Regions from separate parts of the Mus musculus genome. Here region 1 is linked to region 2. The links are chromatin loops, found by intact Hi-C in ENCODE. Cell type or tissue: left cerebral cortex. All regions are shown on one strand. Each heading gives the region's core, and the rest is flanking DNA. Links, peaks and the distances in the headings are about the cores only. Region 1 has its middle 13 kb from the start of Gem. Region 2 overlaps Gm46844 (a long non-coding RNA gene).

Evidence for each region. Peaks named below come from ENCODE experiments on the same cell type or tissue, not always from the same donor. Only the 100,000 strongest peaks of a DNase experiment are listed, where the experiment ranks them.
Region 1: it touches region 2 in a loop (3-fold over the local background); 5 of 42 quality-filtered maps call a loop at or near these places.

The regions. Positions count from the first base shown.
Region 1 is chr4:11,683,508-11,699,066 of GRCm38, forward strand. No RefSeq gene overlaps it. Among named protein-coding and RNA genes, the nearest start is that of Gem, 13 kb to the right of the region's middle. In left cerebral cortex, for the core only: no CTCF peak of the experiment used is centred there; a DNase peak (open chromatin) is centred at 8,588.
Region 2 is chr4:12,015,914-12,031,472 of GRCm38, forward strand. Gm46844 (a long non-coding RNA gene) reads left to right here. Exons shown (of 2, transcript XR_001784245.1): 2 at 1-248. Among named protein-coding and RNA genes, the nearest start is that of Gm46844, 9.7 kb to the left of the region's middle. In left cerebral cortex, for the core only: CTCF peaks have their summits at 7,969 (motif pointing left) and 10,355 (motif pointing left); a DNase peak (open chromatin) is centred at 7,970.

The sequences.
Region 1 (15,559 bases), core at 4,472-12,471, 330 kb before region 2:
CTCTGTAAAGGGTTTGTTTGTCCTTTTTTTCCCCTTTGTGGACAAAAGAAGCATATAAATTCATATTATATAGAACACCCAGTGGCTTACTCTGACTACTAATGTGAATTTACTTCTGAAAGACCCATTCTCAGAACTCTCTGATTTATTGTTTTAATTCTGACTTGTTACCTCCTGAGCATCGAGGAGACTATCATCCCAGGTTTAAATAAATGAGCTTACTGGGCCACCTCCCTGTTTTCCTCTATCCCTGGAGGATTTTCTCCTGCGTAACCAGTGGCTTTTACAGGAAGTGCGTTCTGAAGTGGCTGAGTGGCTGCAGGGGAGGCTCCTGCTGTTCTCATGCGTGACCTCATGTCATTCTTCTCATGTAGTATTTCACTGAGAGTTGGGCCAGGTACTGAATAGTGTGTTCAAAACAATGTTTCCCCTAACGGGGAGTCAATGCCAGCCCCCATTGCTGCGGATGCAGTGACACCAAGCTAATTCTCACGCTTCCTACCCGACCTCCACTGTCTCAGGACAAACAGACCATAAATTTTACAATGATGCGACCTTGTATGATACAGAAGACGAAATTTTTCTGGACCATTTTTTTTTTTTTTTGAGCTCTTGGAACCATGCTCCACTATGTTCATAGCCGTCTTATTTATAATAGTAAGAAGCTGGAAAGAACCTTGTATTTCCTTCTCTTTTGGAAATTGATTTTATTATTTACCAACAGTTTTTAACCCCTCCGTGATGGTTTGTGTACGCTTAGCTAAGAGAGTTACACTCTTAGAAGGTGTGACCCTGTGGGGTAGGTGTGTCACTGTGGGTGTGGGTTTAACACCCTCCTCCTGGCTTCCTGGAAGTCAGTCTTCTATTAGCAGCCTTCAGATGAAGATGTAGAACTCTCAGCTCCTCCTGCACCATGCCTGCCTAGATGCTGTCCTGCTCTCACCTTGATGATACTGGACTCAAATCTCTGAACCTGTAATCTGGCCCCAACTAAATATTGTTTTTGTAAGAGTTGCCTTGGACAGATTGGGAGAAGGTCTTTACCAATTCTAAATCTGATAGGGAGCTAATATCGAATATATATAAAGAACTCAAGAAGTTGGACTCCAGAAACCAAATAACCCTATTTAAAAATGGGGTACAGAGCTAAACAAAGAATTCTCAATTGAGGAATATCGAATGGCTGAGGCACACACATCTAAAAAATGTTCAACATCCTTAATCATCAGGGAAATGCAAATCAAAACAACCCTGAGATTCTACCTCACACCAGTCAGAATGGCTAAGGTAAAAAACTCAGATGACAGCAGTTGTTGTCGAGGATGTGGAGAAAGAGGAACACTCCTCCATTGTTGGTGGGATTGCAAGCTGGTACAACCACTCTGGAAATCAGTTTGGCGGTTCCTCAGAAAATAGGACATAGTACTACTGGATGATCCAAGAATATCCTCTCGTGAGCATATACCCAGAAGATGTTCCAACTGGTAATAAGGACACATGCTCCACTATGTTCATAGCATCCTTATTTATAATAGCCAGAAGCTGGAAAAAACCCAGATGTCCCTCAACAGAGGAATGGATACAGAAGATGTGATATATTTACACTGTGGATTACTACTCAGCAATAAAAAAACAATGAATTTATAAAATTCTTAGACAAATGGATGGATCTGGAGGATATCATCCTGAGTAAGGTAACTCAATAACAAAAGAACACACATGATATGCACTCACTGATAAGTGGATATTAGCCCAGAAGCTCAGAATACCCAAGATACAATTTGCAAAACACATGAAACTCAAGAAGGAAGACCAAAGTGTGGATACTTCGATCCTTCTTAGAAGGGGGAACAAAATACCCATGGAAGGAATTACAGAGACAAAGTTCGGAGCAGAGACTGAAGGAATGACCATCCAGAAACTGCCCCACCTGGAGATCCATCCCATAAAAAAACCCACCAAACCCAGACATTATTGCAGATGCCAACAAGAGCTTGCTGACAGGAGACTGATATAGCTGTCTTCTGAGGGGCTCTGCCAGTGCCTGACTAATACAGAAGTGGATGCTCACAGTCATCCATTGGATGCAGCACAGGGTCCCCAATGAAGAAGCTACAGAAAGTATCCAAGTTGCTGAAGGGGTTTGCAGTCCCCTAGGAGGAACAACAATATGAACTAGCCAGTACCCCCCAGAGCTCCCTGGGACTAAACCACCAATCAAAGAAAACAGTGGGAGGGACTTGTGGCTCTAGCTGCATATGTAGCAGAGGATGGCCTAGTCAGTAGGTCATCAATGGGAGGAAAGGCCCTAGGTCCTGTGAAGGTTCTATGCTCCAGTATAGGGAATGCTGAGGCCAGGAAGCTGGAGTAGGTGGGTTGGGGAGCAGGGGGAGGGAGGAGAGGATAGGGAATTTTCGGAGGGGAAACTAGGAAAGGGGATAACATTTGAAATGTAAATAAAGAAAATATCTAATTAAAAAAAAGAGTTGTCTTGGTCATGGTGTCTGCTTATAGCAGTAAAACCCTAACTAAGGCACCCTCTTAAAAAACTATTTATTTATTGTTTGGGTGTTAGTGTGAGTGTGCCTGCCTGTGCCATGGAGGTCCAAGGATAATTTGTGGGAGTTCTCTCCTTTCATCATGTGGACTCTGGTAGTCTAGCTTCTTCTCTCCCTCTCTCCTATCCCAGAATCCATATGAAGGAATACTCCCTGGGTAAGTCCTCAGGGCACTTCTTAAAATTTCTGCTTATCGATTCTATTTCTTTGGTTTTTGTCTTATCTTCCAGAAGATCTTGATAGTTTCTTTCTGTCCTTTTTTTTTTTTTTTTTTTTTTTGAGACAGGGTTTCTCTGTGTGGCTCAATCAAGAAATAGTTCTTTATCGTGTTGGACTATTCTTTTTACCTTATGGGTACTTGCTTTGGGGTTTCTAGATGTCTCACGTCTCTATAGGTATGCTGGCTAACATTTTTAGATTGTTTTTTGGTCTCTGAAGTGATCTCCTCCTAATTCATGTTTAGGTGTTTCTGCTTTCTGTCATCCTCTCTCATTGCTGAATACATTTGCCATCTCTTTAAGGGGAAGCTTTATTTTGAACTTACACCAGTGGATGGGGACTTGGAGCCTTTAGAGTAGGGCATGTAATAGTCTCCCTTCTGTTGCTATAATACAACACTTGAGGCTGGAACTTCATAAAGAGGTTACTTAGCTCACATTTGGAGGATGTCAGTCTAAGATGCAGGTTCTAAAGTGTTTGGCCTCTGGTAATGACCCCTATAGTTATAATTATGATGGCGAGACATTTACTGAAGGAGCTAAGCATGTGGGGTGACCTTGCTTTACAACCTCTCCTGTAAGAGCTAAGAATTCCATGAGACCAGCATCATGTCTTCTGAGGGTGATGCCCTAATTTTGGTGCCCTAATGACTTTGAAGTAAGCTCCACTTCTTAAACATTCTACCATTTTCAGTCTTAGCACATGAACCAGTGGGGCAGGGGTCTGATACACATTTGCAAGCCACAGTAGGTGGATGATCTGAGAAGGAAGGAGAGGGAGAGGGAGAGGGAGAGGGAGAGGGAGAGGGAGAGGGAGAGGGAGAGGGAGAGGGGGAGGGGGAGGGGGAGGGGGAGGGAGAGGGAAAGCAAGCACTGCTAGGATTCCTGGAGTCATGGAAAAATAAGGGGTAGCAGATAGGCTCTAGGGTAAAGAGAACCAGTGTGAGGGCCTACAGAGCCAGGCTATCCCCAGGATTTACTCTAGGCAACACTTTGAGTTTGGGACCCAAGAGTGTCTTTGGGTATCACTGGAAGGTGAACAAATGTGACATTTGAGTCCTTGTGTCAGCTGGTTCAAGAGGTGATGTGACTGTCCTCTTTTGGGTCAGGGTCCAACCCCTGGCTAAGATGTGCATATGCAGGATTTGGTTTTGTTTTGTTTTGTTTTGTTTTGTTTGTTTTGTTTGTTTGATGATTGAAGGGTAGCCAATGGATAATTGTTTAGGGTAAATTTGGAATTTGAAATTCTGAAACAAAGAGGGATGAGGCAGTTCATGTGATGGGTGTTTATGGCAGGTCTGGTGCGTAAGCCACTTGCCTCTGTCCTGACAAAAGAGAGGTTACCCTTTGTGGCAAATGTAGTTCAGGGTTGTTCAGTGTAGAGCTGTGGACATAGCCAGATTTGCCCAGTAATTTCAGCCACAGGCCTTCACTTACCACGTACTCCAGTCTACTTTCCACCCACTCCATTCTGCTTTCCGGTCCCATCTCTGTTCTTGTGTCCTTGAACCCATGGCCCCACCCCATGGCCTAGCACAGCTGTTGTGGTCTCTGCTTTCAGCTATGGTGGCTTCCCTTCTTTTTATTCTCCAGTATAACCTCATTTGTATTTAAGTCAGGATCTCACTTTTTAGCTATGGCTGGCCTGGAACTTGCTACATAAGTAGGCTGTCCTCAAACTCGGAGATAGACTCTGCATTCACGGCGTGTGCCATCACACATGGCTATACTCTTTACACTCAGACACCTGTCAAGATTTCTGACCTGGTGTAGGCTTCCTTTATGTGATGTATAATATTCCTCTTCCCACTCTTTACTGTTAGTCACAGCAGTGTGATGTTAGGAAGGAGGGAAGATGGACACACATTCAAGTTTCCACCTTGGACCAGAAGCCTTAGAAGATGGTTTCTTGATTTCTTTGACTATTTCAAAAAAAGGACTTCAAGGATCTTGGCAAATAATTTGGATTTGTTGAAGGTTAGTTGGGAACCCACGGGCATGTATACCATTCTGTGCTCAAAACAGAAGTTAGACTCATTGCTTATGTGAAGCTGAGTTCGGGTTTTATCAGCAAGCACACCCTAGATCCAGAGTCAAGGCACAGGATCGTCTCCCATGCCTTCTGCCATGGGGGCTCATGGCTGACATAGTTCTCCTCATTTGCCTCCTCCCTTGATGTTGTGCTTGCCCAAATGTGAACATCCCAGGTAAATTCCTTTTCTTCATTTTTCAAAAAGAAATTAAAATATCCATTTTGTTTTCAAAGGCTTAGGTAGCCTCGGATCTGATAACTCGAAGCTGAATGAAGTTTTATCTTTAGGGAGGGAAGAAGTTTGTAAAGTTTTCCTAAAGGTTGAGATTCCAAGATCTCACATTCAGTCTTTCCTTATTTCTCAATAGTCTCTGATGACGTTTGAATGATCTCTGAGCCTCAATTTAAACACCTGGAAAATGTGGCCAGGAACACTGCCTCTGCTGATTTTTCCTGGGTGTCAAAAATAACATTAAACAAAGAGGGTCTTGTGGCTTGGATGTAGCTCAGTGGTGCAGAACTTGCCTAATATGAGTGAGGTCCTGGGTTCAGTCCTCAGTATTGAAAAAAAGAAGCACACTTGTAAACATGAGTTATCCTTCAGAAGGGTCAGCACTGTTGAGACAACCCTTACACCTGCTGGAGACCCACTGGGCATATGACAAAACGTGAACGTGAGGTAAGTCATGATCTGTGCTGTAGCAGGTGTGGGATACGGGTGTACTTATTTGTGCACAAGTAATCTCGGTCTAGTGAGAGGAACCAGGGATGTAAGTGGAGCCTGCCCGTGTGGAAGGACAGCTGAAGATTTCCACTGAGCCAATCCATCCAGGATGGATTCCATCTGTAGTCTGTGTGTAGGGAAAGTAAGAGGACAGGATGGGGGCGTCATTATGGGTGCGGGAGATGAGTGATGACTTAGGTGGCCCGCTGTGGCCAGCTCTCAGGCTGAATGGGTACTTATACCTTAGTACTTGGCCTTTCTGCTTTTTGAATGTGTACTCAAAACCCTGGCTTACCATCCTATGCATTCCATTACTCCTGGCATCCATTCATCTGTCTGTCTGTCTGTCTGTCTGTCTTAGCCTGGATTACTTATTCTTTACATTAACACTTAATATAAAGTGTTATATTCTCACAAGGTATGTCTTGATTCCCAGCCTATATTTAGCACGTCCCCTGAACTTATGTAGTTTCATTCATAGGTTCCTTTTGATCCATCCATTTCTCTTACCTTTTTACAACGTGGTTCAATATTCTAAAAAATAAAACAAACATATTGCCTGCTCTACTAAGAAAAATATTTTGCATTTTACAGAGCTGCTCACACAAAAGTGCTATAAAAACAGTACTTTGTAGGCATCCAAACAGGAGCAGTTCTTTTGAATGTTTATACTTTATTTTCAGGCTTATCTTACTTTAGTCAAATAAAAAAAATTTAAATGGAGGATAAAGGTGGCATATTAGGGGCTGTTTATTCCATGTAAGTGCTGTTTCACTTTTCCAAGGATTCTCCACGTGATATTTTTGCCAGCTTTCAAACTTGATTCTGTTTCCAGCAATTATAATTGTGCTGATGATAGCAGGCAAGCCATCTTTCATAAAGTGAGGTCTCTACTGCTCTTGTTACCATGCCTTACCCCATAGATAGCACTTTAAAGAGCAAGGTGCTCACACTGCAACATTGGAGAAGAGCACATTGATTAGACTACCATTGGGGAGCTGGGGCGGGGTTCTGGGGAGAGGCCTCAGCAGTTAAGAGCATGTGCAGCCCATGGCCCCTGCAGAGGACCCGAGTCCAGTTCCAGCACCTGGATCAGAAGGCTCACAGCCACCTGTTACTGCAGCTCTAGGGAACCTGATCTGGTTCTGGCCTCCGTGGGTACTCTGTACACGCAGGCAGTCACATACACATAAACAAAGATTTTAAAAAGAACACCAGTTTGGTTGCTACTGTCAATACCGAAATAATAGTAACTTAGATGAGATAGCAATTTCTGTCTGTGTAATAGGCTACCAAAGAGACATCACAATCTGTAGAACCTTATAGAACGGAAAGGACTCTACAGACACTATTAAGGTATGGTCCTTGACATAAGGGTTGCTTCATGAATTACCTGGGTGGACTTTTAAAAGAGTCCCAGAGATCACAAGTTCTCTTTCCCACATTAGTCACAAAAGTACCATTCTGTTAACGTTTCTGCGGTTACAGCAGAAGTAGGTTAGAGAGATAGGAGAAAGATTTAACCAACCTGTTATTGCTAGCTTTGAAGATGGAGGGGCAACCACAGGCCAAGGAGTAGCAATGACTTCCAGAAATGATAAAACACAAGGCATCGACATTTCCAACTAAGCAAAGAAAAACAAAACAAAACAAAACAAAACAACAACAAAAGGGAAGATATGGCTATCTATCTACAGAGGTTCTGTCAACACTGTCTTGCCAAGTGGCACATATGCCTGTGACATACCTAAGAGATCCATGGCATTCTGAAGAATTTTGCATCAGTAGACATACTGTCAGTTTGGACTGAAAGGGATAGAGTACGCAATAAAAGAGGGTGAGCAAGCTTTCTGCTCTCACCCTAACTTCTGGAGGGGAAACAGGCAGACAAAACTACTTAGTCACACCCGTGTTACCTTTCATGAAAAGAGAAATGAGGACGGGGATGATGTCAGAGGTAGGCATTCTTTGGTGCTCCCCACACAGGCGTGCTACCAATGGCCTTGCTGTCATGAGGTTATGAAGTGCTACCTAGTGAGCTTGCGTTCCTATGGTAACGCAATGTAGGTGCTCATGACTCCAGATGTGCAGAAGAACACCAGGGCCACACTGGTAAACAGTTTATAAAATGATATCTAGTATGATCAATGTTGTTTTGCTAGTCATAGCAGTTAGTGTAGAAGATTACAATTAATTTTCTAAGAATATAACAAAATTAGCCTCATCCTAGCTAAGGGTAGAAAAAAGAGAGCCCTTGAGAGGCCTCAGTAAATAAAGGCGCTTCCTTCCCAAACCTGGTGACTTGAGTTTGACCCCAGGAGCCATGTACGGTAGAAGGAGAGAACAGACTCACAAAGTTGTCTTCTGACTTGCACACACATGCACCAAACCATGGCACAAAACCACCATGCTCATAGTAACAAAACTGTGAAGGGACCATGGGTGGCAGGTGGGGGAGGGAGGGAGGGAAGGAGAGAGAGAGAGAGAGAGAGAGAGAGAGAGAGAGAGAGAAAGAGAGAGAGAGAAGCAAGAGTTGTGTTGTGTGAAGAGCAGTGTTGATTAGTATGTTTGAACCTGACTTGCTAGAAACACAGCTAGCTTAAATTTTGGGATTCCTTTTTCATCTAACAACCAGTTGGCTATATTTTAAATGACACATTCTTTTAAAACATACTTGAAAACTCTTCTATATGTACCAAGTCATCCTATATTACACTCCAAGGGGAACAGTCGTCATTGGATGCGCTCTGCTGTTGCTGTAGGTAGCCCTTGGCTTCACCTCTCCAGTCTTCGACAGTCCTTACTGTTGCCTCCAGGAGAACCAAGGCTATTTGCACTGGGCATGAGAGAACATGTGGAGAGGCAAAGACCAAATAGGCTGTCAGGAGAGCAAGGCCAGTTTTGTAAGATTCCTGCTGAACTGCTAGCTGGCAGCTGCCCCGTGAGTCAGCCTGGCGAGGTTAGGAAGGAGCCGCCCAGCCCCAGCTAGCCCATTTGAATGACCAACACTACAGCAAGCTAATAAATGATTGTTGTTTGGGGCAGTTTGTTTCACCACAGTGCACAGCTGCTGCTATCAAGTGTTCTGCCTAAGGCTGTATTTTCATGACCTTTTTGTTCTGGAAGATTTACCAGGGAATTCTATGTTTAGCTGTGCAGCAATTCAGTTTATTGGAGTTCTTTTTCTAAGTATTTATTTATTTATTTTTATTTATTATTTATTTATTCATTTAATGGGCATGTGTGTATAAATCGGAGGACAACTTTTGGGAGTCAGTTCTCTCTCCCTTCCATGTGGGACCCGGGGCCTGGACTCAGGTGGTCAGGCTGTGTGGTAAGTCCTGTTACATGTGGCATCATCTCACAGGTGCTTGTTGGAGTTCTCACACTGGCATTTCCTATTTTGACTTTTTTTTTTTTTTTTTTTTTACTCATTGTCCATATCTTCTGGATGTCACGTGCTGCATTGGAACCTTGCTCCTAAGACTCTTAGATTTTTAGGTTTGGTGTCTAAATTGTCGTGGGACTTATGGCAGGCTTCTCCCTGGTAAGAGCCGTGTTATCTCGGAGGGGAAAAGCAACCAGACCCTCGGCCTGCACAGCAACCTGCATGGCTTTTGGGGGTGATCTGACTGGGATGCAGGGCCATGAAGGACAGATGTCCATACAGAAAAGCTGGCATTGGGTGGCTGTGCCCGCTGATGGAGATACACCAGCAGCCCGGACACTGGGTGTATTTATTCTAGCTCCCGATCAAGGAGACAGGTGTATTGTATACAACGGGACGAGCAGAAGGTGGACTAGCTAATCTTGGTCAAGGAGACAGGTGTATTGTATACAACGGGATGAGCAGAAGGTGGACTAGCTAATCTTGGTCAAGGAGACAGGTGTATTGTATACAACGGGATGAGCAGAAGGTGGACTAGCTAATCTTGTAAGCAGTCTCTGAAGGGAAGCTGCTTCAGACTGCAGTGGACACAGGTTCCAGGAGGAATCGGTGGCTCATAATTCCTACATATGCCAATTTCACCAAAAGTAAATTGTTCGTAACATCTATACTTATTTTTTGAGACAGGGTCTCACTATGTAGCCTTGGCTGGCCTGGACCTCTCTTTGTAGAACTGGCTGGCCTTGAACTCACAAAGATTTGCCAGCCTCTGTGACATTTGTACGTGGACCAGAGGAAGGCTTTGCCACTCCCATGAGGCTGAGGCTCTGAGGTCTTTGAAATGCCATGCAATAACATTCACTTAGGACTCCAACTATTCCCACAAAACGGTGGTGGGAAGTGGGGTTCTGGCTGAATTTAGATTTATTGCAAGAACCAGGGCCGTGGGTCTTAGCTTAGGGAGCTTGCTATTCTGCCTGACTTCTGGGCCTGGCCAGTGTTCTTCCTATGGAAAGAATGTGCGAAATTGGACCACACCAGTTAAAACAATTCTATATGCCAGGTCTGCAAATGAGGCCACAGGGGAAATCTTTACATTGTGACACACGTAAGAGACGGTCCATTCTGTGGTTCTCATTCAGGTAAAAGTCCTTACTCTTCTACTGGTCTTTTCCCTGCCCAGGAAACCCCATCTCAGCTCCATAGAGGATGGGTTTATCTGTACTTCTGGGTCAAAGAATGTTCTGATGGCCAGAGAGCCTGCGTCTTCAGTATAGGGATGCGCTCACTGGTGACTGGACATTTTAGGCTGTAAATTAATTGGAAGCTGAGCTGTAACTAGGAGAGCAAAATATTTAGACTCTTTTGTGTAACATGATGTACCTCTTCCAAAAACTGCTCCTGGTTCTCGGTGATAGACTCTTTTGTTCTTGGGTTATATCTTCTCTTCTCTGTGTTTATGTTCCTCTTCTCCTTAGTCTGGCGAGAGCACAGGCAGGCCTCGCATCATTTAGTATTAATTTGCTCATATTTCTCGGAGAGGAGCATGGGAGAAAGATGTTGGTGTCCTGCTTGTCACAAGTTGTTTAAATAAGTCATATAGAGGATTTTACAAGAGGGATAGCAATCTTGCCACTGGGAGGGTGAGGCCTTGGTACTTAGTCTTAATGATTTTATTTTATTTTATTTTATTTTATTTTATTTTCTGTGTCACTGTCACTGTCTTCAGACACACCAGAAGAGAGCATCAGATCTCATTACAGATGGTTGTGAGCCACCATGTGGTTGCTGGGAATTGAACTCAGAACCTTTGGAAGGGCAGTCAGTGCTCTTAACCACTGAGCCATCTCTCCAGCCCTAGTCTTAATGATTTTGTGATCTGATCTGATTTTTCCTTTAATCTATTATTTTCTTGTTCTATCTTACTGTTAGATGTCCCCAAATAGATGTTTGAGGAGAACAAGGCTTACTAAGGTTCTGATCAAATGTTAAAGTAGTCATTTTACTAAACATATGTGAAGTCAAGTATTGCTTGAAGATTTTCAAAAGCCCAGAGAGAGAGAGAGCTGGAGGCAAAACTCAGAGGCAGAAAACTTGGTAGTCCTGGGCTCTCCCTCCAAGCCTTTGTGGTAGAATAATAAGAGCCAGGAAATGGAGGACATTGTTAGTGTGTCTGTGTTAGTCTAAAGCAGTCCCAGGACAGGTGACACAGGAAGTCCCCACAGAGAAGACAGAATAATCAGAGATTAGCATACATATCTGTGGCAGTTGCTCAAAGTGTAGCTCCTGTGACCCTGAGCACGTCTTCTGCCACGCCCCTAAGGCTCCTCTGAGACAACTGTGCCTGTGCTACTGGCTCTGCCACTCGATTGGAGGATGGAGAGTGGTGGTGTCTACAAGCTGAGTCGGTCAGATGCTCTTGGCTGGGACCTTGGGTGGACTGAAGACAAAGCTGGTGTATAGAGAGAAGAGAAGGTAAAACAGACATAGAAATGAAGGGAGACAGCACATGCGTTTGAATTTCTTTCTTTCTTTCTTTCTTTCTTTCTTTCTTTCTTTCTTTCTTTCTTTCTTTCTGCCTCGCCTCTCCTCTCCTCTCCTCTCCTCTCCTCTCCTCTCCTCTCCTCTCCTCTCCTCTCCTCATTTTATTAAATTAGGGTGGTTTGTTAGTTTTCAGTTTTTGCAGTGAGGCTCCTCAGAGAGGAGGAGGAACGTGTGTGGTGACTTGGATGAAGTGGGCCCAGCCAGGCAGCTGTGGGATGGTTCCTTGTCCCTCCCACAATAATCTGGTAGCTGAATGTGCCTCTGTTTCTTATCACCTAGAAAGGACAACAACAACAACAAAAATAGTAACCAAAGAGTCTGACATCCTAAGGTAGTTGTTGCATTATAATAGAGTAGCAGGATATAGAAACAATAGAGTTGGATTTTCCAAACACTTCTCTCTTTTCTTGCTAACCTTTTCTTTACATGTGATTTTTGTTTCCTTGGAGGTCCGCAGTAGGCATAGGCAAATCCATGCCTGGTTTCTGAGGCTCTGTAGTCCCTTCTTACAGGAGAGGTTTCTGTATGACCCTGTCCATCTGTGCCAACAGGGCACTCGGCCTTTGAGGAGGAGGGACACATTAGTATCAAGTAAGAGTTCAGTGACATTATTATGGACAAAGACGGTATTGCTCCAGAGACTAGCACACAGACCAGGATCTAATAGGCGTTCCATCAAAATTTATTCAGTAAATTACTGAATCGTTTTTCCTTTTCCTTATTGGCAATTTAAAAGACACACACACACACACACACACACACACACACACACACACACACAGGAACATAAAACTTTACAGCAAGACATATATTGAATTATATAACTTGAGCATGCAAATGGAGGGGTGCTTAATAAAATCCATCACCGCTGTGATACCACACTGTGCAATATCCTTCCCAAGGCAGGGATTCCTGAGCCTGGGGGGTGTAGATAACAATATTGGGTCTCCAGGTCATTTGCAAACAGCTTCCTTTTCCTCTACCCCAGATTGTGTTTCAATTTTGCAAGAAAAAAGCAAGCCCTTGTCACCAGGCCGTGCATCACTCCTGCCGGATACCCCAGGGGCATGGCTTCATGATTCTCAGAGGTTCTCTTATCTCATTTGTCAGGGGGGACATTTGTAGTTTTCATATAAAATTTAATGGCCAGAAACATCTGTTTCCTATCCAACTGTGGTGTTTCAAATTGGGTAGAGATGGCAATTTTTTGGCTGAGCACGAACTGTATTTGCTATGCCTTAGATGCTCAGAAAAATAATGTAGACCAAAGACAAAGAAGCAGAGAGGAGCATGGAGGGGAGAGGCAGGGTGAAGAGAAAACATGGGAGGGCTGAAAAGGGAGGTGGGCATTTGGGCACCGACTCTCCCTGCTACAGAGAATGGCATGTGTGGGGGCCTGCCCTTTGCAGATCTCAGGTTCTCTTGCAACCTGCATCCCCAGATGTAGTCAGTGAGCCTCACAGAGCTCTTAGCTCCCCTGATTGAAGCTGCTTCCACTAAATAGTTGCTGGAACTCCATGGTCCTCATATGGGAAGGGTTGGTTGATATACAGCAAAACATCTGATTCTGCAGCCACTTGAAACTCCAGGCTGGCAGAGCTGGCTTCTTTTTTTTCTTTATTAGATATTTTCTTTATTTACATTTCAAATGTTATCCCCTTTCCTAGTTTCCCCTCTGAAAATCCCCTGTCCCCCTCCCCCCTGCCCCTGCTCCCCAACCCTCCCACTCCCATTCCTGATCCTGGCATTCCCCTATACTGGGGCATAGAGAGGACCTAGGGCCTCTCCCCCATTGATGACCCACTAGGCCATCCTCTACTACATATACAGCTAGAGCCACGAGTCCTTCCCAGTGTTTTCTTTGATTGGTGGTTTAGTCCCAGGGAGCTCTGGTGGGTACTGGCTAGTTCATATTGTTGTTCCTCCTAGGGGGCTTCAAATCCCTTCAGCTCCTTGGGTACTTTCTCCAGCTTCTTCATTGAGGACCTTCTGCTCCATCCAATGGATGATTGTAAGCATCCACTTCTGTATTTGCCAGGCACTGGCAGAACCCCTCAGGAGATAGCTATATCAGGTTCCTGTCAGCTCTTTTTGGCATCTGCAATAGTGTCTGGGTTTGGTGGTTGTTTATGGGATGGATCCCCAAGTGGGGCAATCTCTGGATGGTCATTCCTTCAGTCTCTGCTCCGAACTTTGTCGCAGAGCTGGCTTCTTGTTTGCTGCTGGACCTCAGAGACTTGCTCTCACCTCCCAGTACCTAAGCCCTTGCCTGAACTCTGAGTCATTGATGTGAGACCAAATAGAGCATCGGGTACAGCTCAGTGTTGGTTAAGGCCCTTGGTCTGTCTTTCTCTCCCTGCCCCCCTACACACACACACACACACACACACACTCAGATAGCTCTCTCAATAGTGTGTGCGTGCATGCTTAGAACACACACACACAAATACATATTTCATTCCCAATATATGGGCACATAGATGCACTCCCCTCTCAAGGTTTGTTCATAGCATGCAAGCATGAGGTGGCGTTTTCTTAATTTCCATTCTCTCACCTACTCAGGCACAGATTGTCAGTCCTCCTTTGTTGCCTCCACTCTTCTGAGCACACACCTCTGTCAAAGCTTTTGCCATTTTACTTTGCAGCAATGGTGTCAGGTAGAGTCGCTCCCACTTTTCAGACAAATGGCATGGGTCAGTTCTGTCACCACTGTGTGACCATGGGTAAAGGACCTAATATCTCGGTGACTCAGTTTTCTAATTTGTTAAATGGGTATTATTAATGATGTCATCATGAGATGACATATGTAAATTGCTTAGTGAACTACCTTGCTCAACAGAAGACAGCTGTGAGCATCACTTGCTCAGTTTGTCCTCTCAGCCATCCATGCAGAGATGGACTTTGCTGTACCCTTATATTCTTAGAAACTGAGGAGAAATTGGCAGGGGATGCATTGCTGGCTTTAGAGTGATTGTGCCCCATCCATCCCCTGATGCTCTCACTCTCGCTCTCACTCTCCGCTCTCAGCTCTTCCTCTACTGTTGACCAAATCTCTTGGGGAGGATGGGGAATGGGAGGGGCTGCTTGAAGGCTGCCCACAGAGAGTGCCACACAGAGTTACCACTCTCCCGCCACTGCTGTGTGCTGCCTGAGAGACTGCAAGAGGAAAATAAAGCACCTAAGAGTTATTCTTGTTCAAATTTATTTTTCCTAAGCATTTTAAAAAAATACTTTAAATTAAAACATAATTAAATTACTTCCCCACTTCCTTTCCCTTCCTTTAGTTCCTCCCAGGCCCACTCTGCCACACTCCTTCTCAAATTGAAGGCCTCTGCTTCTTTGATATTTAAAGATTGTCAGAGCAAGAGGACCAGAAAATCTGCAATGAGTCCCTATCTCTCAGACTCCAACAGTGGCAATATCAATAGATATGTTAATGCTGAAGGGGTAAAATCACAGGGCCCCACCCAGACAAAGAACTACAGGCACTAGTGACTGCTGAGAGAGGGAGAATTAGCCTCCCCTAGGAAGGAGCCCCTGATTGGTTTGGTAATCATTTTGATCTTGTGTGGGACTCTTGCCTGGCCTCTTGTCTGAGAACATCTGCTGCCATCCGATCGCATTCTTCTCCCCAAGAACGGTTTTATTCTGAAGATGCTGTTTAGCTTTCTCATTCATGTTTTTCTCCCTTTACTAGCTATGTATCTAACTGTGCTTTTAGTGCGGCATTAACACTTTATGGGAATGATCACCCTATCAATATCCTGCAAGTGGCCTTTGCACACTATCAGTGTGGTCTTGATGTTCATTTTTCTTACTATGGGCACATGTGCAGTGCTCATTTTCACTGCTACATCTGTGCACCACATGGTGTCTATTGATGATGATGATGGTGATGGTGTTGGTGATGGTGTTGGTGATGGTGATGGTGATGGTGTTGGTGATGGTGATGGTGATGGTGATGGTGTTGGTGATGGTGATGGTGATGGTGTTGGTGATGGTGATGGTGATGGTGATGGTGTTGGTGATGGTGATGGTGTTGGTGATGGTGATGGTGTTGGTGATGGTGATGGTGATGGTGTTGGTGATGGTGAT
Region 2 (15,559 bases), core at 4,602-12,601:
TTATACCTGGTGTCAAGTAACCTTTCTTTTCAGGAGGTCTAACCCAATAGCCTCCCAGACCTCAGGATGAAAGCAGGCAGCGTGTACACTGTGTGCAAGAAGGACAAAGAAGAAACACACTCAAAGCCGAGCCCCATGTTACATAATGCCTGTGTTTGAAGATCCATGACCCATAAAACATTTACCTACTTTGTGGGGTTTAAATAAAGCAGAGTGGTGTTCCTTTTTAAAGAACTACTTTACAGTTACCTTTCTGTCAGAATTCCAATTATTCTATGACTCAGTGGGTATGTGTCTAGCTTTTACAAAAGACTCCTTTTTTATTATTTTGGATAAGAATGAAGAAGTTTTCATATGAAGTTTGTAAAGAACATGTTTATATAACAATGCATAGCTGCATCAAACACATACACACTTCATTTCATTTCATGTTTGAAGTAAAGTATTTTAAATGCTATTTAAGAATGGAGGCTTCCCCATAGGGGAAGGACATTCTCTTTGGCCTGTTTATCTGAGACTCTGGAGCCTGTCTCTCCCAGAACTCTTGTACACTGGGTGTAGCCTGGGACTTGCTCTGTCCCGTGGAGTATGTTCAGAATGAGGTACTTTCCTTCCTCTGTCCCTTTGAAAGTTCTGTGTGACTCTGTTTCCTGAGTGACACAGGATTCAAACAGTCCCCTAAAGAGAGTCAAAGTCACAAAACAAGTGGCCACATGCCAATCATATATGTGCATGTGACTGTGAACTTTGAGAAGTTAAGAAATAAAATTTCATTATCTTAAGTCAATAAAGTTTGAATATTTATGTCTAGTGGCTCTCAATACATTGTCCATTGCCTGTTCTTTTATCTTTGCCCCCTTTCTTGTTCCTATTATTTCTCAGTGTGTGTGTGTTGTGTTGTGTGCATGTGCGTGTGTGTGTGTGTGTGTGTGTGTGTGTGTCTGTGTGTCTGTGTGTCTGTGTGTGTGTGTGTGTATGTTAGCCAGAGGTTTATACTAAGTGTCTCCCCTTATCTTTCGGTTGAGTTACACTGATGGATAGTGAGCTCTGGGGATCCACCAGTCTCCACATCCCTGGGGTTAGACTTACAGATGTATGCCAGTGTGCCTAGCTCTTAAATGGGTGCTGTGGATCTGACTCAGGTTCAAATATTTTCATAGTAAGCATTTACCCATGGAATCATCCCCCTAGCCTGTAGTTCTGTCTCCGTGACTAAATTAAGGTGTCTGTAGGTGGACGTAGGAATAAAGCCTTCACTATGTTGAAATGACAATCAGACTTGATTAATTAGGAGAAAAAGTTTAACCAATTCAACTTTTCCAGAATCTTGCAATTTGAATACTTAAGATAATTTTTGTTGAACAACCGTTTGAGTAGAAAGTAACCATCTAAGTCCCATGTGATTAATTCTCTTTGGGAACTTTGACAAATATGGTTATCTCCACACTAATGACTCAGCAGATGTGTACATGACAACTCTTTGCCGATACACATTAACACCATTGTACACAGACTTGCAGATCAATATTAGCCAGAGCACTCAGCTGACCCTGGGTGGCTGTATGGCTTCTGGACACGGTAGCCTGCTGTCTAGCTGCTGGGAAAGACATCTGAATGGGAAAGGCTCAGAACAGATTATGACTAGCTGAGACTTCCAAAAGAATTCACGGTTCAAGAGTGCTTTAAAGAGCAAACAACCCTCCCAGCTAAAGTTAGGGACTGACCTTGCTTGAGACCTTGTAACCACATTCTTTCAGCTCTGGTGTGGTAGTTAACCCTTTCTTCTCCTTGCCATTTTCTCCTCCCCATAGATGGTAGCTCTGAAACTGGATTCAAGGGAACCCCATCCCAAGGCTACGTCAAAAAATGGGCCCCATGAACTCATTCTGGATTGAACCAGAAAAAGCCAATTTTGTTTCGCTTTGCAAATTGTGTTTTGACATAGGGATTTGCTTTCCTTTGAGAGTGGGTACACCCACCCCCATGGCCTTACAGATTTCACTCCATAGAGTTAGGTTTCATAAGAAGGCCACATCAACTCCTAGTTTTAGCCTCACAAACGCCCAATGCTGTCCTTATCTGAATTCAGAGCACATTACTTCCTGAGCCCCCACACACAGGCCCACTCACATTCTCCCATCTTCGCTTGCTGGATGTCTCATACACACCTCCTCGGAGTATTCCTGGAATAAATCACATCACCATGCCTACTCTTCTTTCCTAATTGATGACATCACCACCTTCCTGATGATTCAGCACAACGCTCTGAACCCCACCGAACTCTCTTATCTACTTTGCCCACGTTCAGTCAGTTCTGTCTGTGAGCTGTCCTACTTACCTCTAAATGGTCTTCCTCTCCATCCCTACTGCCCCTGGCTTGGTGTGGGACCTGCTCATCAATCTTCGCCCACCATTACAAGACTCCAATCAACTCTCCTAGCAATCTGTGGCATGGCCACCCTGACCATTCTCTAAACCACAATAGAAATCATAACAGTTGCTACTTGGTTGCAACTTTGTAGCCAACAAACCGCTTTCTTGTACATTCTCACACTTAGATCTCATAATATTCTATCTCAAGCTTTCTTTTAATAGGATATTTTGTTAATTTTTGAGATTTCCATTTAATGTATTTTGATCATATTCACCTTCTACCCCCCTCCCAGCTAATTCCCCCAGACTGCAGCGCACACTTCCCACATCCCACCCTACCCAGGCTGCTAGCTGTTCTCTTGCTCTCTTTTTTAAAATAACCTACCAAGTCAATTTGTGCCAGGCCTCCACTGGAATGTGGTCTGCCTACCAGGGGCCTCCCTGACTTCCCCTCCTCCGCAGATTGGAGTGAGAACTCATGAGGCCCTCCCCAGCTCTGTGCTACAATGTCTGCTGGCTTAGTCTTGGGCAGGTCTTGTACAGGCAACCACAGTGCTGTGTGTGTTCATAAATACAGACCCTGTCATGTCCTGAAAACACTTTTGCTCTGGTCCTCCTCAGCTTTTGGCTCTTGCAATCCCTTTGCCCCTCTTCTCTGATGGTCCCTGAGACATTGTAGAGGAAGAATGTGGTACAGATGTAACATTTGTGGCCGAGCACCCCATTGGCTGATGCTTATTTCTCTGCACTCTGACCAGCTGTGAGTGTCTGCATGGATGAGGTTCGAGAGTTGTGCTAGCCTGTGAATACAGAGGATGAAGTTTAAGGACAGACAGACACTATGCTTTAGCAGAATAATAGCATCAGGTTCAGTCCAGGAGCCTGTGAGCTCCCAACCCTGGGGTGTTGGCCAGTAAATCTCACAACATTCTAACAAGATGATAATGTCATTATTCTAATCTAGAACAGGAAACTGAGCCTTAAGTTATCATACTGACCAAATAGTATTGCAAAGATACAAAGAGCTGAGATTTGAATCCAATTCTGAAGACTCTGTATGTGTGGATGACACTGAGCCACACCACCAAGCCTGTATCACCATTGTCTTCAGAAATCCAATGCTTTCAGTCTGGAGAAAATTTTATAACTGTGCCTTAGAGCTTCTTCCTGGCTTTAGAGTTCAGCTTGAGGCAGAGCTTGCATTCTAGCATGAAACCTTGGATCAGTTATGCGAGCTCTCTCGGCCTCAGCTTCTTAATCTGCAGAGTAAAGCTATCAATGCACTGTACCCCCTGGTGTCGTCCTGGGCCTTAACAAGAGAATGCACACGATGCAGAAATGCTCTGTACTGTTGGATGTTGGTAACAATTTAACAGTCTCATTGTGCTGGCTATTTTAAGTCATCTGAGAGGATAGAAACTCAATTGAAAAAATAAGGTTGGGCTGTAAGACAAGCCTGTAGGGCAGCAGTTTTCAGCCTGTGAGTCTCTATCCCTCTGGGGGTTGCATATCAGATATCCTGTATACCAGACATTTTCACTACAACTTATAACAGTAGCAAAATTACAGTCATGAAGTAGTAACAAAATAATCTTGTAGTTGGGATTGCTACAACCTGAGGAACTGTATTAAAGGGTTGCAGCATTTGGAAGGTTGAGAACCATTGTGGTAGCACATTTTCTCATTAGTGATTGATGTGAGAGGCGTGCCATACCTGTGCTGGTGGTCCTGGGCTCTATAATAAGAGCAGGCTCAGGCTGGAGAAGTGGCTCAGTGGTTAAGAGCACTGACTGCTCTTTCAGAGGACTTGAGTTCAATTCCTAACAAACACATGGTGGCTCACAACCATCTGTAATGGAATCCAATGCCCTCTTCTGGTGTGTCTGAAGTCAGCAACAGTATATATATATATATATATATATATATATATATATATATATATATCTTTAAAGCAAACAAACAAACAAGCAAACAGACAAAGCAGGCTGAGCAGGCCATGAGGAGCAAGCCAGTAAGCAGCAGTCCTTCATCACCTCTGCATCAGCTCCTGCCTGCTGGTTTGAATTCTTGCCTTGACATTCCTCAATAGACTCAAGATGTATAAGTTAAATAAACCCTTTCCTCCTCAAGCTGCTTTTAGTCACCCTGCTGTTTCATCACAGCAACAGTATCCCTAGCCAGAAGGCTCATCTTACACCATGTCCCTTTCCTCTTCTATCCAGAGGCAGACCAGAACCCAAGCTGTTCCTTTCTCTATGAAGCCTTAGAAATATCAGTTGATGACCAACTCTTTCCCACAGCACCATAAGTATCTGCCTCTTTAGTTAGATACATGGTTAGATAATAAAGTCCTTAAGATCAGCATGAAATTTTTTCTGGGACTGGTCAATAAGTCTTCAAGAACATCCCTTCTCACAGGGCGTGGTGGTGCACGCCTTTAATCCCAGCACTTGGGAGGCAGAGGCAGGTGGATTTCTGAGTTCGAGGCCAGCCTGGTCTACAAAGTGAGTTCCAGGACAGCCAGGGCTATACAGAGAAACCCTGTCTCGAAAAAAAAAAAAAAAAAAAAAAAAAAAAAAAAAAAAGAACATCCCTTCTCATAACAGATTCGAATTGTTCTTCTACAAACTCTTCTAGTCTGGTTCTTTCACCTTTATCATGTCTTTGCATTGACTCTCCCTGACTCCTCCCACTTCTGACTTCACATTTGTCCTTGAGGCTCTTTCTTGCTCCAGCTTGCCAGCCAGCCCTGCTGCCTCACTCACTCTATCTAGGGACAGTTATCAGACCTCAGCCCCAAGCCAGGATTGTGTCCCCAGGCAAAGTTGTTGCTTGCTTTCTCTGGCATCTGACCTCACTCTACTCCTAGCTTTTTCGGCGCTGACAATACCCAAGGACTGATCAACAATGGTTCTGATGAGATGGTCACAGCTCATATCATCCTGCTGTTACTTGTCTTTCTTGTCTGATAGATGAACTTTTCCAGGAGGTAGAGACCTTGTCCTTGATGGTAGTAGATCTTCCATAGAACCTGGTTTAGAATAAGCTGTATTGAGTGATCATTGATGGAATATATTGCTTCATCTCAACCTGGTGCCCCTGGGTCCACTGACTCTGTCAGTTCTCAAGGCCACAGGGAGGAACTCCGTGGCACATGCACTTCCTCTCCCATTACACAGCCAGGTTCAGATAAACGGGAAGAGCAGATAGCGATGACTCTGTGTGAGTTTTCTTCAGAATGTGAAAGCATCTTATCATCTCACCCATGAAAGACTTTTTTCTTACCCTTTTCCATTGTATGCCATTTCTATAAACTTGAATGTTATCAACATCTTTTATTCATTTCACTTCATTTATATATTCTCAGAATTAATGCTCTGCATCTTACCGAAGTTGTTCGTTAATATTAATCTCCTACTTTTGTGTATTAGTTCCCTGAACAAAATCTTTTCTGATGTTCTCTGTCTGTGTTTGTATTTAAGTCAGTGTGTCTGTGAGTGTGTGAATGTGTTTGTGTGTGTGTGATAGTGTTGTGCCACCTATTACAAAGCATATATTACAAAATAGTGATTAAGTTGAAGACACATAAGACTATAAGATAAACCTCATTTTCTGTTTGATTCTACTACCATGGCTCTCATGGAATACATTTCCCTTAATAACTAGACCTTAAGTATTTTTGGCTATAAAATAATAAAGATACTTAAGTGATCGTGTCTCTTTTTACTTGTGAATATCTGTGGCCTGTGGTTCTAAGACTGAATTTAAGACCTTGGTGTCTCCTAGTCTATGATGATCTCAGAATTAGTCTAAAGGATTTTAAAATGTTATTATTATTTTACTAAGAGAAATATACACTTTGAAATTATTCATTATTAAAATATACAAGATCAAACCACTTCTCACTTCCCTATTACTTAAAGACATATACTTTAGGGAAATATACATTATTACCTCAGTGAGATACTACAGTCTACTAGACAAGTTATTCTTGATGGTGAGGGACACTACTGGACATTATTGTTTGGGATGTCATTTGGTACAAACTTTACAGAAAGCTATTTGGTAGTATGTGTCATCTGACTTAAAATACATCTTTTTTTTCCAACTATGGAATAAAGTTTATTATAACAATAAAGAATGTATACTATACAACATAAAATGTAATACATTAAGTGAAAAAATGGTTTGTAATTAGTATATGGTAAATTGGAAAAACCCAAAGAAATTCTTTGTAATAAGCTTTTCTGCACTATGAGTAAATGGGACCAGGGAGGAAGCACTCAAACAGAATGAGCTGGATCCTGCGAAGAGCTTCTTCAAGGCTCAAGTCCGAAATCTAAAAGTATCACTTTGGGTGTCTCTGCTGGCTAATGTGTGGTGGCATGCTCAGTACCTATTTGAAGAATTCTCATTTCTGCTCAAACCAGAAGATTGAAACAAATTCTGTCAAAAGCTGTAAGTACTGTGGAAAAATAGTTTTCAGTTTAATAATTGGAAAAGAGAAGGAGAAATAGAAGCTAAGTGTAGTTCTGAGGATTCAAGTCTCCAGTTACTGAGAAAATCACAGGCTGGAAGATAGCTTGGCCAATCCATATGCTGCCTCAGCCATTATCCTCTTCAGCAGTTGGCTCTGTAGAATACGACGACATTTAATAATACTGGATAAGGAGGTTGTTCTGCTTAAAAATATATCTTTTAAAATGCATATGCCTTTTCAATTCGTATATAATTGATATAAGTATAAAGTTTTAGCTAAATGGTCATTCTCAGACTTTATTAAAGGAAATAAACTCATCAAATGCTTGTGGATTGGAGACTGGGAAGATGGCTCAGTTGATAAAGTGCTTGGGAGGCAAGCATAAGGACTGAGCTCAGACGCTGAGCATGCACATAAGAAGCCAATGTGGCATCGTGTGACTGTAATCCCAGCCCCGAGGAGACAAGGCCCATGGGGCTTGTAAACCTGCCTGGGATTGCTCAGTGAGTTCCCAGACTGTCATAAAAACATGGTGGGAAGTGACTGAGGAAGACACTAGCCTCCACACATAGGTACATATGTGCATGCTAATACCATACAATATTCATGCAAGTGCATGCTTGCGTGCGCGCGCACACACACACACACACACACACACACACACACACACACACACAGAGAGAGAGAGAGAGAGAGAGAGAAAGAGAGAGAGGGAGAGAGAGTGTGTGTGTTAGTTTATGAATTAAACAAATTAGCATTTCTTAAATAAAGGGCAACACATATCACATATTTGGGGTTACTGCTCTCTAAATAGGGTGTGCCTTGGTACACAATAGAGGAGATATGCAAACACTTATGGGGGAAGGGTCATTTTAGGAAGAACCACTTTCCTGCTTCCTTTCCCCAGCTCCATTATAGGACAAACCAGAATTAATGGGAAATCTCATAATTTGAGCCACAGGTCTGAAGAGGAACTTGGAAGGAGAGAAAATGAGGGAGATAACAAGGGATAAAAAGGCAGAAGTTGAGAAAGGAGGCCGGGGAGAGGGGCTTCTAGATGCATCAGAGTAGGCCTTTCCAGGAGCCCAAGGAGACTCTCTTGTGCCACCTTCTGAGAACAACGTGTAAATGCACCATAGAGATCTTATTCTCATGGACTGTACTGCTCTTTTAAATGGTTAGTATACAGTAAGAGTTTCCTAATGATGTTCTGCTATATTAATAGGTTGGTGCCCGGTGCATTTGGCATCAGAGAGGTTTCATCTAGCAGCGGATGGAAACAGATGCAGAGACCCACAGACAAACAGTAAGAGGAGCTTGGAGAATCCTGTAGAAGCCAGGCAGGAAGGATTGTAGGAGCCAGAGGGGCTAAGGACACCACAAGAAAACCTACAGAATCAACTAACCTGGGTCCATAGGAGCTCACAGAGGCTGAACTGACAATCATGGAGCCTGCACGAGACTGACCTAGGCCCTCTGCATATATATGTTAGAGCTGTGTAGCTCGGTCTTCATGTGCTACTCCTTCTTTTCTGACTCTTTTGCCTGTCTTTGGGAACCTTTTCCTTAGTCTGGTTGCCTCAATCGCCTTAATACGAGAGGAGGTGTCTTGTTTTACTGCAACTTGATATGCCATGTTTGGTTGATATCCGTGGGAGGCCTCCCTTTTCTGAAGAGAAATGAAAGGTTGGGGGAAAAGGGAGATGGGAGGGGAGGGACTAGGAGGAAAGGAAGGAGGGGAAACTGTGGTTGGGATGTAAACAAATAATTAAAGAGTTTAGAGTAGCAAACAAGGAAAAGATACAGCATTGAAAGATAGTTTGAGAAAATGTTTAATATTTTCATGAAGAGATATTTATGCACTGTGTGTATATATTTGAATGAGAGATGCAGGAAACAGAAAAAGGGCATAGTAACCTTTTACTATAAAAACCAACACACACACACACACACACACACACACACACACACACACACACACCCATCCACAGACAGGCAAGCTGTGGACTGAAACTCTTTAAGAAAGTGATAGAGCCGGGTGTGGTGGCGCATGCCTTTAATCCCAGCACTTGGGAGGCAGAGTCAGGCGGATTTCTGAGTTCGAGGCCAGCCTGGTCTACAAAGTGAGTTCCAGGACAGCCAGCGCTACACAGAGAAACCCTGTCTCGAGAAAAAAAAGAAAGAAAGAAAGAAAGAAAGAAAGAAAGAAAGAAAGAAAGAAAGAAAGAAAGAAAGAAAGAAAGGTGATAGACTTCTAGGCACTGGATTTACATATTATACAGTAGCACATAGACAAAACCCCTCTCATACACTCCTTATCCCCATAGGAAAATATGTGGCATAAAAATCTATCAAAATCAGTTAATTGGGTAATATCAAATTAATCTTATATAAAGCCTTACTGCATACGGTTCTCATGCTAGAGATGTAATAGTGTGAGCAGCCTAAGCAGGCATCGCCTGTGCCCTGACAAAGGTGTCAGCCCTGCCGAGGGGCAGATGGAGCAGGTTCAGGCTGACATGGTGATAAATGTTGTGACCATGTAGTAAAGAAGCTATGGTGATGGAGAAACCATGGCCTGGTTCCCAGAGTGATGGCAGCCTCTGGGGGAAACCCGAGTTCACAGATAGAAGACAGGTCAAGCAGTTGAAGCTAGAGAGTTCCCCCAAAAAGACCATGATAGTTTGGAAGCTTCCAGAAGGAAGGTCAGCTGGGGAAACAGACAGCACACTGCTGGGTGATGTCGATTCTGTGCCTGCAGTGTCTAGAGTTTGTGTGAATGGAAGTGAGGAGAGGGAAGGATGGAGTAGTGTAGCTGCCTGAGGCCACACGAACTGGGTTCCTGAGTGGGAGGCCAGAGCTGTAAGAGAGAGACCGGCGAGAGAAGAGACAAGGCCAAGACAGATGCTGATCAAAGCCCAATGTTTACTAAAATTCTGTGCTTATAAAGGGGGAAGCCCATCTCCCGATGATCCATTCTGGATGCCTGACGCCAGCCTGTAAGCCATTTGTCTGACAGCACTAAGTTGGCAGAAGGTGTCAATCACTGGGTTGCCTGCTGTCTCAGGAATTTCTCAGGAAGGCAGGTTCAGCCTCTCAGCAGGTAGCAGGGTCTTGGAGATGAACAGTGCTGATGACAGAACAATAGAACCACCTAGGTCAGAAGGCTCCACCCCAGGTGGTTTCATTCACAGTGGCAGCAAGGTCTGAACCAGCCTGCTCAAGGCTGGGGGAGGCTACAAGGTAGTATTTGGACTTGACCTTGAATCACCTCTCAGAGGTCATCACCAACGGTTCAAGGGTTCAGTAAATGGGTTAATCTTTCTGCCTACTCTGTAGGAAGAAATCGTTATTTATTCACTTAAAAAGGGGTAGGGGGCTGGAGAGATGGCCCAGTGGTTAAGAGCACTGACTACTCTTCCAGAGGTCCTGAGTTCAATTCACAGCAACCACATGGTGGCTCACAACCATCTGTAATAGGATCTGATGCCCTCTTGTGGTGGGTCTGAAGGCAGTCTATTCACATTAAATAAAGAAATAAAAAAATAAATAAATACAGAGAGAGAGAGAGAGAGAGAGAGCAAGAGAGAGAGAGAGAGAGAGTAAAATCTTTACAATTAAAAAAAAAAAACCACCAACAAATTAAAAAAAAAAAGCCCTAATAACTAGGGTCTTGCTGTGCTGCTCAGTCTGGTCTTTAAGTCCCAGACCTACATAGGCTTCATTCTTATGGGAAAATATGTAACATAAAAATATAAAAAATGTCTCTATATAAACTGATTTGTTTAAAATCAATCTCTGAAGGATATTCAATTATGTAAAATATGCTTTTTCCTTAGTATTTTAAAAAGCAAGACATATGTATCACATAATTCCATTATGCAAAAGAGTATAAATAAGGCATATGTTATGCATAATATAAAGAAAACTGTTTGGGGAGTATGTTAAGCCAAAATGTAATTGTGGGTATCTAAAGAGATGGTATTTTTTGTACATTTCTGTATTTCCTAAAACTTCTACAAAGAATAAATATTATTACTTCTGAAGAAGTCACCAGACTTGGTGCTGTAACTTAGATCAAATTCCAGACTCTTCTAGATTTGTTTTTTTCTCTCCTGATGATCCAAATGATAGTTTCTTTCTTTTGACAATACAACATAATTTTCCTTATTCCCAGATAAACCTTACTTGTGCAACCAATGTATGTACGTATGTTTGCATATATAATCATTCTATTTGCATACAACTTAGACATCTAAGCCTGTGGTTCTCAACCTGTGGTTCTCAACTTTTGGGGTCATGATATCAGATATCCAGCATGTCAGATATTTACATTAACATTCATAACAGTAACAAAATTGCAGTTACAAAGTAGCAATGAAATAATTTTATGTTTGGAGATCATCACAACAGGAGGAACTATATTAAAAGTCATAATATTAAGAAGGTTGCGAATCAATGCTGAGTCCAAGCCATGTTTAGAAGAATTGTGAGCCACACAGGCTGCATTTGTTGAGTAGAGTAAACAGCTTACAGTAGATCAGTCCTGAGGGAACTTGCCAGTGACCTAGGGCCTTCTACAGCACTGTTTTTCAGAGTCGCTAATAAGAGAGGTAAGCAACCACTGTGTGGGCCCAATAACCCTGTTGATTTAGAATTTTGCTCCCTCTTTGTAGAACTTAACAGTATCTTAATAGGAGAGTGAAGACTAATCTTTGAATACTAATAATGTTAATCTTACAGGCTTTGCAAAGGAATGCCTGAACCTGGACAGTAGGAGAGCTGAGGCTGGATTTCTGTTTGAGGCATAGCTGGAGGGAACGTTTGATGATCTATGCAAAAGAAATTCTGGAAGGAAATGATTCTACAGAGAGGGAAGGAGGTAAAGCAGAGAGAGTGGGGGTTTTAACGGCAAGAGGAGGGATGCTATGTCCACACAGTGCCATCAGCCCTTTCCTACAAGGATTCATTCTTCTCTCACACATCTGGACCAGAGTTTCCCTTCCCTCCACTCTTCCTGCCCCCCCCCATCTGCTTCTCTCCCCCAGACCCACACTTCCTCTGTTTCCCTTCAGAAAAGACCAGGCCTCCCAGCGATATGAACTGAAAATGGCATATCAAGTCAAGACTAGGCACATACACCCTCATAGCAAAGTGAGATAAGGAGGAGGAAAAATGTCCCAAGTGTGGGCAAAAAAGTCAGAGACACCTCCACTCCCATTGTTAGCAGTCCCATAAGAATACCAAGCTACAGAACCATAATGTATATATGTAGAGGACCTAGCCCAGACCCATGTAGAGTCTGTGATTGTTGCTTCATTCTCTGTGAGGCCCTGTGAGCAGGCTTAGTTGATTCTATGGACCATGTTCTCCTGGTATCCTCCACCCATCTGGCTCCAACAAACCTTGCCCCTCTCCCACTTCTACAGGGTTTCCTGAGGTCTGCCTAATGTTTGGTTAAGGGTCTTTGCATCAATTGCTGAATAAAGCCTTTCTATGAACATTGGGCTAAGCACTGATCTAGAGTCTGACACAGTATCATTACTTTCCCTACAAGTTAAACCCTTCACCTCAACCTTCATCAATATACAATCTAGGGAACAACACTGTGTTTTCATCAGCGGCAACTTTGAGATAGGTCCTTTAGCTTCCATTTCCATGTAGGTTATTCTCCTTTGGCAACTTTCACAAAGAATTAGGAAGGTTTTGACTTGCTGGCACGCTGTGGTACTTTTTTGACATGCTCACTTTTAAGGCTAGAGTTTAGATTAAGAGTTTGAAGTGATTCTATGAAGACAGGACTTCTGTACCTTGTGTATAATATTTGTAATAAGATGCAGAAAATACTCTATTAGCATAAGGTCTGGGGATATAGCACCAAGAACTTCTGGAAACTGTAGAGACACTAAAGAGGCAACTAACTGTGGCCCCATATAACCAGAAGCTATTGTCTGGGCTTGGGTAAGGCCAGGCCCGGAGGGAGCCCAGGGACCCACAGTAAGCAGGGGTTAAGATACAGTGCAAGCATTGGCACTGGGCAAGTAAAGCAGGTAGATAAATCTAAAGGCAGGGATACATAGAGAAGTACAATGCATATGCTTTGGAGGGAAGGCTAGGGTAAGAGAGCTTCACGAAGGTGCTTTATTTCATGTGACAAGGACCTAAGAAGACAAATCCCTAGAGAGAGAAGGAAAAATATAACTATTTGTCTATTCTTAAAAGGAGTGCAAATGTTTCTAGAAACTGTATCATTAAGTAAATATATTCTACAAAATAGAACTGGTGTTTCTCCTTGGAGAAGTATTAGAGTGGAGTAGCATCCTGATGCTAATTGAGCATCCCACAAGCTGTAAATGTAGCAAACTCTGTGTGATAAAAGCAAAGTAAAGGCATGAATTGACTAACTGCCAAAAATTAAGATGTTTCTCAAGTCTGACCGAGTAGGCATAGATGTAACATATACAGACTTCTTAAAGATTCTGGAATGAAAGAAGGTAAGTAGCCATAAAATAACTAATGAAACATATCTAGCATGGAGTGTTAAGTTTTTTCTAATTAAAAGAGACTTAGACAAAAATGATTTTGTCTTTTTAGTACTTAAATGTGGCTTTATGAGGTAATAAATATAACTCTTGAAAGCACCATTCAAGAACATTCTAGTTGCTGCAGTTTCGGGACTGGATGAACGTCCCTGGATTTAGTAGTGTTGTTTGAAGCTTAGTAGTTAAACCAAGTCCTGTAAGGAGCACAGTAGATATTACTATTACTTACTGCTTTTATTATGCCATTGTTGATGATGATAACAAAAATGATTTATTTTTGGAACACGGCAAATGATATATTGTTAAATTAAGGTCTGTGACAAAGAGTTCTCTGAAATGAATGGCTGATTGAACTGTGGCAAATGATACAATGGCTCCAAGCCACCAGCAATGTGGCTAGAGAGCAAGTGGGAAAATGTTCTCTGGTTTTAAGGGTCAGGGTGTTATATCATGGTTTGGGGACGGAGGAGGCACACATGGTTGACCCTGTTCCTATATAGGCTACATGTAAGAGGGTCAGGACTGAGCAAAGTGGTCAAAGTCCTTGGTAGGAAGTTTGTCCATGAAGAGATGGTTTTTCTAGATCTTGACTGGTTGTTCTCAGAAGCAGAAAACCATGTTGTCTTGATGGGTGGCCTTTAGCACATTGTAGTGAATGTGGGGATATTTTGTGTCTTTGATTTAGTTTCATGCTGTGGGTTACATTGGACTTCTGTGGGTTCTCCGGCCTGCAACTCTGTTTAAGGCATTTCCGGACCCTCTTACAACAACATTCAGAACAAAGTAGTAAAATACAACAGCGACAGGCTACTGTCATTGAGAGTCAAAACCACAGTAGCCCCAGCCAGAAGCAGACCTTTCCAAACCAGGATTGGCTCAGTGGTGTGCGTGGGCTTTGAGTTCTGATCTGGGTCTCTCTCACCTCTAGATAATGGTCTGTTAAAGCCATGTAGTGAAGGCTTTGAGGGAGGCTCCAGTAAGAAAAATATTCAGTGTATTGAGCCACAGTTAGCTAGCTACAAAGTCCAACCTGAAACAAAGACTCACTCTGTCTGTGGCAGTGGGAGAGGTCAAAGGCACAGATGAGATGGATAAAATAGCAAGTTTTGTTTTTTCTTGCTTTGTGCCTGATTCTGAGCACATCTGTTCTCTGTGTTGCTCACTGTCTAGTGGTCCATCCAAGGCTCTGTAGGCCTTTTCACATGTTTTTCCTACTGTACATAAACCTTTGACTTTATTCATACCTTATAATCCCTCACTTCTGTTCATCTTTTGTCTAAATTAAAGTAGCTTTTTCACGCCCCTTTCCAGACCACTCAAGCTACTCAGGAATGCTAGTTTCATATTTTGTATCCTTGTACTCCATAGAAAGTTTGCACTTCTGGTGAGCAGAATGTCTCCTCCCTTAAAAAATGCCTATACCCTGATATGTTGTAGGAGTGACTTTGCAAATGTGATTAAGAATGTTGAGATGGGGAATTACCTGAAATTTATTGAGTATTTCTGCATCGATATTCATACGGGAAATTGGTCTGAAGATCTCTTTCTTTGTTGGGTCTTTATGTGGTTTAGGTATCAGAGTAATTGTGGCTTCATAGAATGAATTGGGTAGAGTACCTTCTGTTTCTATTTTGTGGAATAGTTTGAGTAGAATTGGAGTTAGGTCTTCTTTGAAGGTCTGATAGAACTCTGCACTAAACCCATCTATCTGGTCCTGGGCTTTTTTGGCTGGGAGACTATTAATGACTGTTTCTATTTCTTTAGGGGATATGGGACTGTTAAGGTCATTAATCTGATCCTGATTTAACTTTGCTACCAGGTATCTGTCTAGAAATTTGTCCATTTCATCCAGGTTTTCCAGTTTTGTTGAGTATAGCCTTTTGTAGTAGGATCTGATGATGTTTTGGATTTCCTCACGTTCTGTTGTTATGTCTCCCTTTTCATTTCTGATTTTGTTAATTGGGATACTGTCCCTGTACCCTTTAGTTAGTCTGGCTAAGGGTTTATCTATCTTGTTGATTTTCTCAAAGAACCAGCTCCTGGTTTGGTTGATTCTTTGAATAGTTCTTTGTGTTTCCACTGGGTTGATTTCATCCCTGATTTTGATTATTTCCTGCCTTCTGCTCCTCTTAGGTGAATTTGCTTCCTTTTGTTCTAGAGCTTT